Linked DNA regions of Homo sapiens: region 1 is linked to region 2. Evidence: chromatin loops called from intact Hi-C (ENCODE). Cell type or tissue: ascending aorta. All regions are shown on one strand. Each heading gives the region's core, and the rest is flanking DNA. Links, peaks and the distances in the headings are about the cores only. Region 1 holds the start of KCNQ4 (potassium voltage-gated channel subfamily Q member 4). Region 2 overlaps NFYC (nuclear transcription factor Y subunit gamma).

Region 1 (5,370 bases), core at 86-5,085, 73 kb before region 2:
GGTGACAGAAGCGTGTGGGAGCCAAGGGTTCCTCTTTGTGTCTGGGACACAGGGAGGCAGGGGTGGGGAAGAGGAAAAGGGCGCCCACTCCAGGGGCCCCAGACTTCGCCAAGCGGACTTGGGGGAGGCAGCTGGCGGTCGGGAGTACCTGGGACAGAGGAGCAGAGATTGGCGGTCAGGATGGAAATAAGCAGTTGCGGTGCGGGGAGGTCAGAAGCGAGGTCAAGCAGGGGTCAGGCCTGGGAGATCAGGGCTTAGGGTCGGGCTCAGCGAGGGGATCAGAAACCGGGCTTAGGCCTGGGGGGAGAGAGATGAGGGTCGGCCCTGAGGCAGGGGGGTAGAAGGCGGAGCCAGGGCGGGGCGGCCGTGCCCCGGGAGGCCAGGCTTGCGCGGGGAAACGCGGAAGGGCGCGGGGTCGCAAACTCACATGAAGACGTGGTAGACGAAGGCCCAGCCGCGGGGCCGCTCCAGCACGTTGTAGACCCAGTTCTGCAGGCGGCGGTAGCGCTTGTGCGCGGCCGAGGAGCGCTGGCCGCAGGCGGAGCCCGAGCCGGAGCCCGGCCCAGGGAGGGGCGCGCCCGGCGGCAGGGGGCTGCCCAGGAGGCCGAGGCGGCGCGGGGAGCCGCCCCCGCCCGCCTCGCCCTGTTCGCTCTGCACGGCCGTGAGCGCCACTAGCTCCGCGCGGGGGGCGTCCCCGGGCGGGGGACCCAGGCCGAGGCGGCGCGGGGGGGCCTCGGCCATGGGCGGCGCCGGGCTGGGGGCGCCGGGGCCCGGGCACGGTCCGGGGCGGGGGCGCGCTCGGGGCGCTCAGAGACGCATGGCTCGGACCCGGGGCCAGAGGGGCGACCCGGGGCGGGCGCGGGCGGCGGGGGCTAGGGGCCGGGCCGGGGCCGCGGGCGGGCGCTCGGAGCCTGGGGGCCGCCGGAGCCCGCACTGACCTCCCGCTTCCCCGGCGACTGGGGCTGCTCTTTCCGACTCCAACTCTCTTATTACGCGCTCCATGCCGCTCGCCTTTCCACCTGCCACCGGCGCGCGCCGCTCACATGTCACCCTCCCCCGCCCCGCCCCTCCCCCGCCCGCCCCGCGGCCGCCTTCCCAAATCGGGAGGGAGCGAGCGAGCAAGCGAGGCGAGGCGGAGGGAGGGAACGCGCGGAGCAGGCGGCGGGGCAGGGCGCACGGGCGGCCGAGTTGGTGCCTGGGCCGAACCGCGTGGCGGGGGCAGCGCGCGGGGCCGGGAAGCCGGACGCGTGCAAGTGGTGTCCACCGCTGCGTGGGGCAGTGTGGCCCCGAAGGCCAGCCCGGGGTGGGACGCCTCGTGTGTGCTTGTGGAAAGTGGAATGTGGAGTTGTGGCCGCGGGCGGCAGGGGAAGGGACGCAGTGTCCCGTGGAGTTTAGGTGTAGACCGGTGGAACGGCGTCTACTTGTGTGTGCAGGGTGGGTGGCTGTGGGTCTACCAGGTGCGGGGATGGAGTCAGTGAGGTGTGAGTTATGGGTCGGGTGTGGGTGGCTGCGAAAGTGGAGGTGGAGTCCGAAGGGGATGAGGTGTGTCCGTTGGGGTCGAGCACTGTGTGCCTGGTGCGGGTGCTTAAAGTGTGCCCAGTGCTGTGTGTGGCTGGGTGGGCAGCGGCGGTTGTCCTGCTCTTACCTGAAAGGCCTGGAGCCCACGGGCTGCTAGGCAGCATCAGGGTGTGTGGAACACAGTGGGCCTGGGTGTGTCTTTCTCCCACCAACTGCCACCTCTGAGCTTCCCTTCATCGTGATGGGGGAAGAGCCACCCTGCCCAGAAGAGGATCCTCCCCGATGGAGGGGCCTGCTCCCCTGCCCCACTCCCAGGTCAGGGAACTGGGTTTGGGCAGATGGAGTGTTGGGAGATGAGCTCTAAGCCAGCCTTAGAGGGGACACACACCCCCTACCCAAGGCCCACAGAATCCCAGCCAGAAAAGGGGATACTTTGTCCCAGGGCATTCCCTCTCCAGCTGGAAAGTTTTTCTTAGTCCCCGACCTCCATCTCTCTGGCTGTAGGGGGCAGTCCCTCTCCTTTAGCCCTCCTGGGCCCTGCACAGGGTTGGTAACTTGGGTTTCCCGATCCTCTTTCCCTCTTCCTCCACGGAAAGCTGCGGCCACACCAGCCGCTCCCTCCGCAGGCCCTGCCCCAGGGTGAGCCTTCCGCAGCAAACTCTTCCCGGTTCCTCCGGGAGGATCTCGAGGGACGAAGCCGAGCGGGAGGGGCGGGGGAAGGGGCGGGAAGGCGAGCTCGATTCTCAGCTGTCAGCAAAGGCAGCATTGATCTGCTGAGCGCCAGTGAGGGAGGGAGGGAGGCAGGGCCGTGGGCTGCAGGGATCTGTGGGGTCCCTAAACTGGGCTTGGCAACCGGCCCACACCCCTACCCCATAGTGATCCTTTCCCCTCTGCCTAGCTGGGGGTGCCCTCTGGGGTCTGACCTGAATCTCTTCTGCTGCTCCTGGTCCAGGTGTGCCCAGGGCCAGAGCCGGGTGCCCCAGGGCAGGTTATGCCCGGATCCTCTACTGGAAGCTGGGGACAGTTTCTGGACCCCAAGGCCCCACTAGGGATGTGGTGCCTGGGCTGAGTTAACCCATCTTCTCTCTATGAGCTGAAGATGGCACCCCCAAAATATGCAGCACTGTCCTCCCTCTGTGGAACTGCCTGGCTGGTTCTTCTCAATCATAGATCCTGGGAAATGGGACTAAGGTCTAGGACATGAAAGGTGCACAGGAAAGCAGTTGCAAGCGCCCTGGGGGTGTTTCTAGGGGGTCTTTTTGAGGCTCTTGTTCTGTAGCAGAAATGGAATTTGAATTCAGGTTGCCCTTAACACCCAGAATATCTGAAACTGGGTCTGTTCTGGGAAATCTAATCTTCAAGCTCAGCATCACCTCTGGATCCCATGGCTCTCTTCCCAGCTGGGGGACTACAAAGGTCCCTTCCCCACCTTGTGAGGAGCCCTCACTGCAGGGAGTGTCTCATCATTCCCAACTCCAGCTCCAGATTACCTGCTCAAAGGCAGCAGAAAGAGGAAAGAGACTGTGGTTGCAGCTAGAGGGATGGAAGTTAGATCTCAGGAAGGACTTTCATAGGGCATAGAAGCCTGTTTCTCCTGCGGGCGTATGGGTAATGGAGGGACACAGAACTCTTCCTAAGGGGTGAGAGGGATGGGGGAGATGGTTCCAGGAGGCCACAGCAAATTTACTTGGCATATGTGTACACATGGAAGAGTGGAAGGGCCAGAAGAGAAAGTCCAGTTCAGAGAGGACAGGTGGCCACTCTTAGGGTCACCGGGTGGCCTTCCTGCGCCATCCGGATTCCCAGGACATGACTGGGAGGACGGACTTTCCCCACCACAACCTTTAGTGACTAAGACACTTTTCTGAGCAAACAGCTGTCTCAGGCTCCCTCAATTGGCCCCTCTGCTGGAGGGGACTGGACACCGTGGTTCCCTACCCTCCTCCTTCCCTCTCCCACCTGTTCCCCTGACCCCACCCTCAGCAGTTTCCTTTCCACCCCCAGGCCCTGTCTCCACCCTGGTAACACTGCGAAAGCTTCCCTGCCCCACTGAGGAGACAGACGCACTCACTAAGACTCACTCCCACCTGGGCAAGTCTCTTCCCCACCCTGGACTTGTTTCCCCATCTGTGCAAGAAGTGGGCAGGGCTCCAAGATCTTCTGTAATTCATCACTGTCCCCATCAGCCATCAATGGAGCAAGTATTGACTGAGAGGAAGGGTGGGAGGGCGAGTGCTTCCATTTGCTGAGTGCCATCTGTGTGCCAGGCCCAGTCCCTTTTGGGCCAGAGAGCAGCAGCTTGCTTGAGACAGCTGAGGCTCTGAGAGGCACAGGGACTCACCTAAGTCTACACAGCCTATTGGTGACCCCCAGAACTGTGACCTGTGCTTTCCACTGACTGGCACCTGCCGGCTGGGCACTGGGTGCTGGGAGCTGAGGATAACCATACACGGCCAATCCTTGTTCTCTAGAACTTACTCGTGCCAAGGGATCAAACTTCCAGGTCTGAAAGGATGGAGGGCAGGAAGTGGCTAGGACTATGGTCTCTCAGGCTAGGCTCAAGCCTGTCAGTGATTCCCACTGTGACCCCAGGTCAATCAAGGGCTCAGGTTCCTTTCCTGGAGTGAGAGGTGGGGTGGTTTAAGTCAGTGATTTTTAGACTTTATCAGCAATGGAATCCTTTTTACCGACAGAATTGTAAGGTAGCACCCCAATGTGTACAAAGCTTTGGAGCAGAAGTGCGCTAGTTGAATCGAGGCGAGGAGGTCTGGGTTCCACTCACTTGCCTCCTAAAATCTCTCTGCCTGCTAGCCACCTGACCCTGGGCTTTCTTACAGCTCCAAGGGTTGCTAGAGCTCAGAGGAGGGAGAAGTCTCCACAGGCAATGGCAGAGGGAGCTTTCTTGGGGACAGGAGTGGGGAGGACTGGGAGAGACGCAGAGAAGTACAACCAATAATGCCTGCAGCTACCATTAATGAGGCCTGCAGTCAATCCTAAGCCTTATGCAGGATGTTTTACCTGCATTGTCTATTTCAGCATCCCCACAACCTTGTGCGGTAATACTGTTCACGGTCCCATGTTACACTCAAGAAGACTGAGGCTCAGTGAAGAGACTTGCCTTGTATGGCTGTTAATTCACTCAGGTGCTGCTTTAATGTGTGTGTGTGTGTGTGTGTGTGTGTGTGTGTGTGTGTGTGTACTGGTGTGGGAAGAATGTTACAGAGCATTCGGAAGAGCAAGCTTAGCCAGGGGCACGCAGGAGGACTTGAATGCCAGGATGGAGGGTCCAATTTGGCCTGATAAGAAACAGGGAGCCTGGCCAGGCCCTGAGGCTGGGCATGCTGCAGAGGCTGTGGCTCCCTAGGAGAGAACCCAGGATGGGTGAAGTGGGAGGCACCAGCATCCAGAGAGGCTGGCAGTGCCAGGGGCAGAAAGAGCCCTAAACTACAAGTCATGGCTGGGCTTCCAGTCCTAGCTCCACCTGTGGAATACCTGGGGACCTTGGGCAAGTCACTCCACCTCTTCCCCACTTTCCCTGGCTATCAGCACTGAATGCAATAATGCATGAAAAAGTTAGAGACCATGCAGGGGGCTGTACGCACGTGACCCATTCGTCTGACTGCTCTTCAGGTACGTGTTTCAGGTGGAGCAGGGAGATGCTCTGGGAATTCCCTGGTCCTAGCAGTTCTTCTCAATCTAGGAAGCCTTCCTAGGAGGGGATTGGAGTGGAGAGTGCTCAGGGGGTGATGGCATCACATTATTGACCTTTGGGAACCCACCTCTACTGAGAGCAGGAGGAAGCATGAGAGAAAGATAAGGCCTTCTTCCTTTTCCCTGTGCAGCCCAGAAAGG
Region 2 (5,370 bases), core at 282-5,281:
AATAAATGTCCATATCTCTAGACCCCATCTAAGCCTCCCCCACTTACACACACAGCCACCCATGGCCTAAATTAGAGTTAGCTCTCTAGAAGGTCTTTGCTCTTTCTGGAAGCAAAGTTTTCTTCATTTGTCTAGTAAACATTTATCTGGCTGAAGTGTTAAATACCATTTGACATACACTAAAAAATAACTTAGTCATCAAAGGTTTTGTACAGGCATGCCCATGTGCATTTTTCCAGGTAGTGGGTCATTCTCAAAGAGAATGGTGAAGAACCTCGGCTAGAGGCAGTGACTGGGCATCTTTCCAAGAAGCCAAATCCACAAAGTTCTCAAGTTTATAGTTTACTTCATACTGTACCACACCTTCACTTTTGCCTCCCCTGCTGCAGGCCTTCTCCTAGGGCCAACAGGGTCAAGTCAGCACCTACAACTGTTTTTAAAATCATATATATAATCTGGAACAACTGATAACATATAAATAATCAATGACAAACAAATAAATTTAAATCAAAATAACTACCTCTTAAAATGTAATCCTTAACACATACTTCTTCATCTTAGGACTTAAATTCCCAGAATGAACATTTTCTTATTATAAGCATTCTAATTCCCCAAAACTTTCACAAATACAACTACTCTGAACTCCTAAAATACTATCTATCCCCTTCACTAAGAACCCTCTAGATTACAAAGAAGACAAGGTAGCATGCAAGGAATTCTGAATCTGTTAGGCAGTTCACTCAGCTATCATACCAAAAGAATTTAGAATTTTTTGCTGGGGGGAGGGAAGTAAAAAGAGTGGGAGAGAGAATGAATGCAGCCCTATTGTCTTATTCCCTGAAAATTCCTAATCTGAATCTATAACATATTCCTACTAACCACTCGACTTGAATATCAGAAGTACAGTCTCTTTTCATCTTAAATAGAGCTTTTCAGTCCAAATCTGTATAAACAAACTTTGTCCTTCAATCTTTCAACTCCCCAGCAGTTTTTCAAGGTCACTTTTGCAAGCAACGACAGAGGCCTGCATCCAGGAACTTTGACTTGCTATATCATTACAACTCCAAGAGCCCCGAATCTAAATCCTATCAGTCCTCTAAGGTAAATCCTTTATTAGAGGGGAAGCTAGGGAAGGCAAATCGACACCCTCGAAACTTCTCCTCTAATAGGGCCTGCTCCTTTTCCGTACCCAGAGACTAAGTGCTGCTGGCTGACGGCTCCACACTGAGTCTGCTGCAGAAATGTTCCAATGACCTTCATTCCATATTTGCAAATAAAAAGAAAACAAAGAATTGCATTTTAAAATCAGGTGTATTATAGATCTTAGTATGTGGGATTGAAGATTTCACTGTTCATGAGAACTGGCTGGTTACTGATTAGCAACCTACATTAGCTTTATATCCATAAAGAGAAAAATATATACATATCAAGGGCAAAAGATAGGGTGCCTATACTCTTAACTTTCCTATTCACAAACTGCAGGATTTTAAATATTTAATACGGAAAAATGGAAAGCACTTTGCTCACATCATTTTAAAGAACTAAATCAACACCTGACAAAATGTGTGAAATCTGTGGAAAAATATTTGCTCATCACTGTCAATATAAGTGAAGATATTTCTAACCAGCATTCTAAGCTAAAATGTGCATTAAAAACAAAGATTGTTACTACATTAACTACTACTTATTAGAATCTAGAGGTAGACTGGTAAATCAAGAAAGTTATGGGAAAATTTCACACTGGCATGTGGGCCTTCACCATTAGAACCTGCAGCAGTGCAAATCGTATTTTCACACAAATTTCTAACAGCAACAGTGTTGCTTCCATATCTGAAAACACAGATGTCAACAAAGTGCATGGAAATAGAAAAACTCTCACAACAACCCAGCTTATTCCGTAGGAAAGCTTCAGGGCACTTGAACAAAGGAAAATTATTTGGAAAACAGTTAAGTTTACCCAATGCAAAGAGAAAAGTGTTTTGCTTCTGTGTGCCCCTGAAAAATGATTAGCCTTTCTCCATGTACCTGATCTTGTCGATACCCAACTAGGAAAGAAATCCTAGTTGAAGGACATGCAAAATCTAAACACAGCAAGGTATTCTAGGTGCACCAAAAGGTATGCATGGAATGTAAAGTGGCCATTTTCTGAACAGTGCAACTTGTCTACACTCTCTGAAGCTAAACAGTTTCTATCATTTCAACACAAAACAAAGAATTAAACTTACCGGGAACTGCATTAATTTTACATGTAGTTATTTATACCTCCACCGACTGGGAGAATTTAAGTCACTCCTATCCCTACCCCCCAAAGGACGGAGGAAACAAAAGGCAGCAGGAGATGCAGAAACATGAGTCTGGAATGTCCACTCCACTGAAAACCCGAACAGCTGTCCTCCCACCCCCCAACAAACTATTCGCCATTTTTCTTTGTCTTTCAGCTGACCCCTGCCTCAGTGAAAAACTCCGAGGCTCCAATGAAGCCCTGCAGCCTCCTTCCACTTTAACAGTCAAAGGCATTCAATCTAGCATGCTATTTGACACCAAACCTTGCCTCCACAGTGGTCCCATTGGCTGAACTGCTTTATCGGCTAAGAACACAAAGCCACGATTGGCTGTTCACGTCATCAGTTACCTCTTTTGTACACTTCCTGTTTTAAAGTTACCTTGAGAAGCAGAACAGGGGTCAGATTCAGACTTCAAACTATGGGGAACTCTAAGGCGTGGAAATGTCTGGCAAATGCACATAGCAGCTGCACTAGGGCATCATGTGCTTCTAAAACAGAATATTGAAAATTTAGAATTGTTCTTAAAAACAAGCCAAAGGGTTGTTAGTGTTCCCACCCACGGGATTTCTTATTGGCTGTCAGAGTTCCATTTAAAAAATTTAAGGTAATTTAACTGCTTCTGATTGGCCATCAAAGATGTCTGTAAGATACTGCTACGGTATCCTATGGCAATAGACCAGAGAAGCAATGTGCACAAGGTCGGAAAGTTGTGACCATCTTCAGTTTTCTGTTGAGCATTAACAGAAGAAAAACAAAACTGGGTAGGGCTAATCCAAAGAAAATACAGCTTCTTTAACACTAACAGAGTGATGCCAATGGCCATACAATAGTTTGCATGATTTCTAAAAGGCATCTGTCATTATGTTAGTGGCACTTTAAAGGCACAGACTGGTATCAAGGCAAAGCACTTTATTTTAAAACACAAACTAATTTAAATAGGAAAATTTTAAGGTAATGTATGAAGTTAGCGGCAGGGACAATGGAAGTGGCATTTCTAGAAAGTCAACCAGGAACCTAAGAAGGAAATATAATGATAAGGGGTTGGGGGGAATGACAAAAAAGCTAGAACATTAGTGAATACAATCATCCCCTGGTATCCATGGGAGACTGGTTCCAGGATACTCCCCAGCCAACCCTCTCATGGATACCAAAATCCTTGGGTGCTCATGTCCCTAATATAAAATGGTATAGTATTTGCATAAAACACTTGCACATTCCCATGTATACTTGTTTTTAAGAGATGGTGTCTCACTATGTTGCTAGGCTGCAATGCAGTAGCTATGCAGGCACAATCAGGGCACAACAGCCTCAAACTCCTGGGCTCAAGCAATCTTCCCACTGCAGCTTCCAACTTGGGTGAAACTACAGGTGCATGTCACTTTGCCCAGCTTCCTCCATACTTTAAATAATCGCTAGGTTATGTATAATACCTAATAAAATGTAAATGCTATATATGTAGTTGTTATACTGTATTGTTTAGGGAATAATGACAAGAAAAAAAGTCTGCATATGTTCCGTACAGACACAATTTTTAAAAATATTTTTGACCCATGGTTGGTTAAATCCTTAGATGCAGAGGGCTGACGATGTATTACTAAAAGCACATTATAATTTGATGGACTAACTGATTTATTTAGGGCAGTCACAGAGTTTGACATTCCAGAGGATAAATTCGTTATTTCTTTCATTCTTTTTTTTTTTTTTTTTGAGATAGGGTCTGGCTCTGTCACCGAAGCTGGGGTGTTGCTGGGGTGTAGAGGCACGATCTCGGCTTACTGCAGCCTCCGCCTCCTGGGCTCAAGCGATCTTCCCACCTTAGCCTCCTGAGTAGCTAGGACTACAGGTGTGTGCTACCACCCCCGCTAATTTTTCTATTTCTTTCTTTTCTTGTTTTTTTTTTTTCTTTTTTTAAATTGGTAGAGATGGGTTCTCACCATGTTGCCCAGGCTGGTCTCGAACTTCTGGGCTGAAGGGATTCTCCTGCCCCTGCCTCCCGAAGTGCTGGGATTACAGGCGTGAGCCACTGTGCCTGGACGAGGATAAATTTTTCTCTCTCTCTCTCTTTTTTTTTTTTTTGGAGATGGAGTCTCACTCTGTTGCCTAGGCTGGAGTGCAGCGGCGTGATCTTGACTCACTGCAACCTCCACCTCCTGGGTTCAAGTGATCTACTTAGTAGCTGGGACTACAGGCACCCACCACCATGCCCAGCTAATTTTTGTATTTTTAGTAGAGATAGGGTTTGACTATGGTGGCCAGGCTGGTCTTGAACTCCTGACCTCAAGTGATCCACCTACCTCGGCCTCCTGAAGTGCTGGGATTACAGGAGTGAGCCACTGCACCCCAGCCTTCTACCATATATATATAAAAAAATTTTCTTTTTTTTTTTTGAGGCAGAGTCTCCCTCTGTCACCTAGGCTAGAGTACAACGGTGCGATCTCAGCTCGCAGCAACCTCTGCCTCCTGGGTTCAAGCGATTCTCATGCCTCGGCCTCCCGAGTAGCTAGGATTACAGGTGCCCACCACCACATCCGACTAATTTTTGTAGTTTTAGTAGAGACAGGGTTTCACCATGTGGGCCAGGGTGGTTTCAAACTCCTGACCTCAGAAAACCTACCCACCTCGGTCTCCCAAAGTGCTGGGATTACAGGCATGAGCCACCACGCCCGGCCCCATATTTTTAAGAATAAGCACAGCAGAGCTGATCTCAGAAGAGATATTATAAGTATTCTTACTAGTCTCACTGTGGTTATTGAAAACATTCCAAGGTGCTGAAGTCTACCAGTGGTAGTCAAAGATTTTCTTATGGATTTTGGACCAACTGCTTCGGTTTTTTAAGAGGCAGCTCCTAATGTGGTGAAAATCAATTAGCATGTTTTTCTTTTCTTTTCATTATTTTTTTTTAGCAACACATTCAAATACAAGCATCTCACCATTCATTACCTGAGGCCTTTAACAATCTCCTTAGATCTGCTTCCTCCCACCAAAGCTAAATATCCTAGGACTGAAAAATACAATTGTTTTGCTAGGTAGACGAGCTCTTTTCTAGAAACTCCTCATTTGACCATACATGAGAACTCATCCTTGA

What was found. Hi-C counts contacts between places; a loop is a spot of excess contacts. Peaks named below come from ENCODE experiments on the same cell type or tissue, not always from the same donor. Only the 100,000 strongest peaks of a DNase experiment are listed, where the experiment ranks them.
Region 1: it touches region 2 in a loop (1.9-fold over the local background); 2 of 110 quality-filtered maps call a loop at or near these places.

What each region holds. Positions count from the first base shown.
Region 1 is chr1:40,779,465-40,784,834 of GRCh38, reverse strand. It overlaps KCNQ4 (potassium voltage-gated channel subfamily Q member 4), which reads right to left and starts at 1,048. Exons shown (of 14, transcript NM_004700.4): 1 at 428-1,048. The coding sequence starts at 741. In ascending aorta, for the core only: a CTCF peak has its summit at 2,007 (motif pointing right); DNase peaks (open chromatin) are centred at 372, 1,094 and 2,259; H3K4me3 peaks cover 2,459 bases; H3K27ac peaks cover 1,497 bases.
Region 2 is chr1:40,706,472-40,711,841 of GRCh38, reverse strand. The region is part of intron 1 of NFYC (nuclear transcription factor Y subunit gamma); the gene reads right to left. Among named protein-coding and RNA genes, the nearest start is that of NFYC-AS1, 17 kb to the right of the region's middle. RefSeq lists an enhancer at 2,310-2,936 and a silencer at 2,979-3,028. In ascending aorta, for the core only: no CTCF peak of the experiment used is centred there; a DNase peak (open chromatin) is centred at 2,591; H3K4me3 peaks cover 2,917 bases; H3K27ac peaks cover 2,701 bases.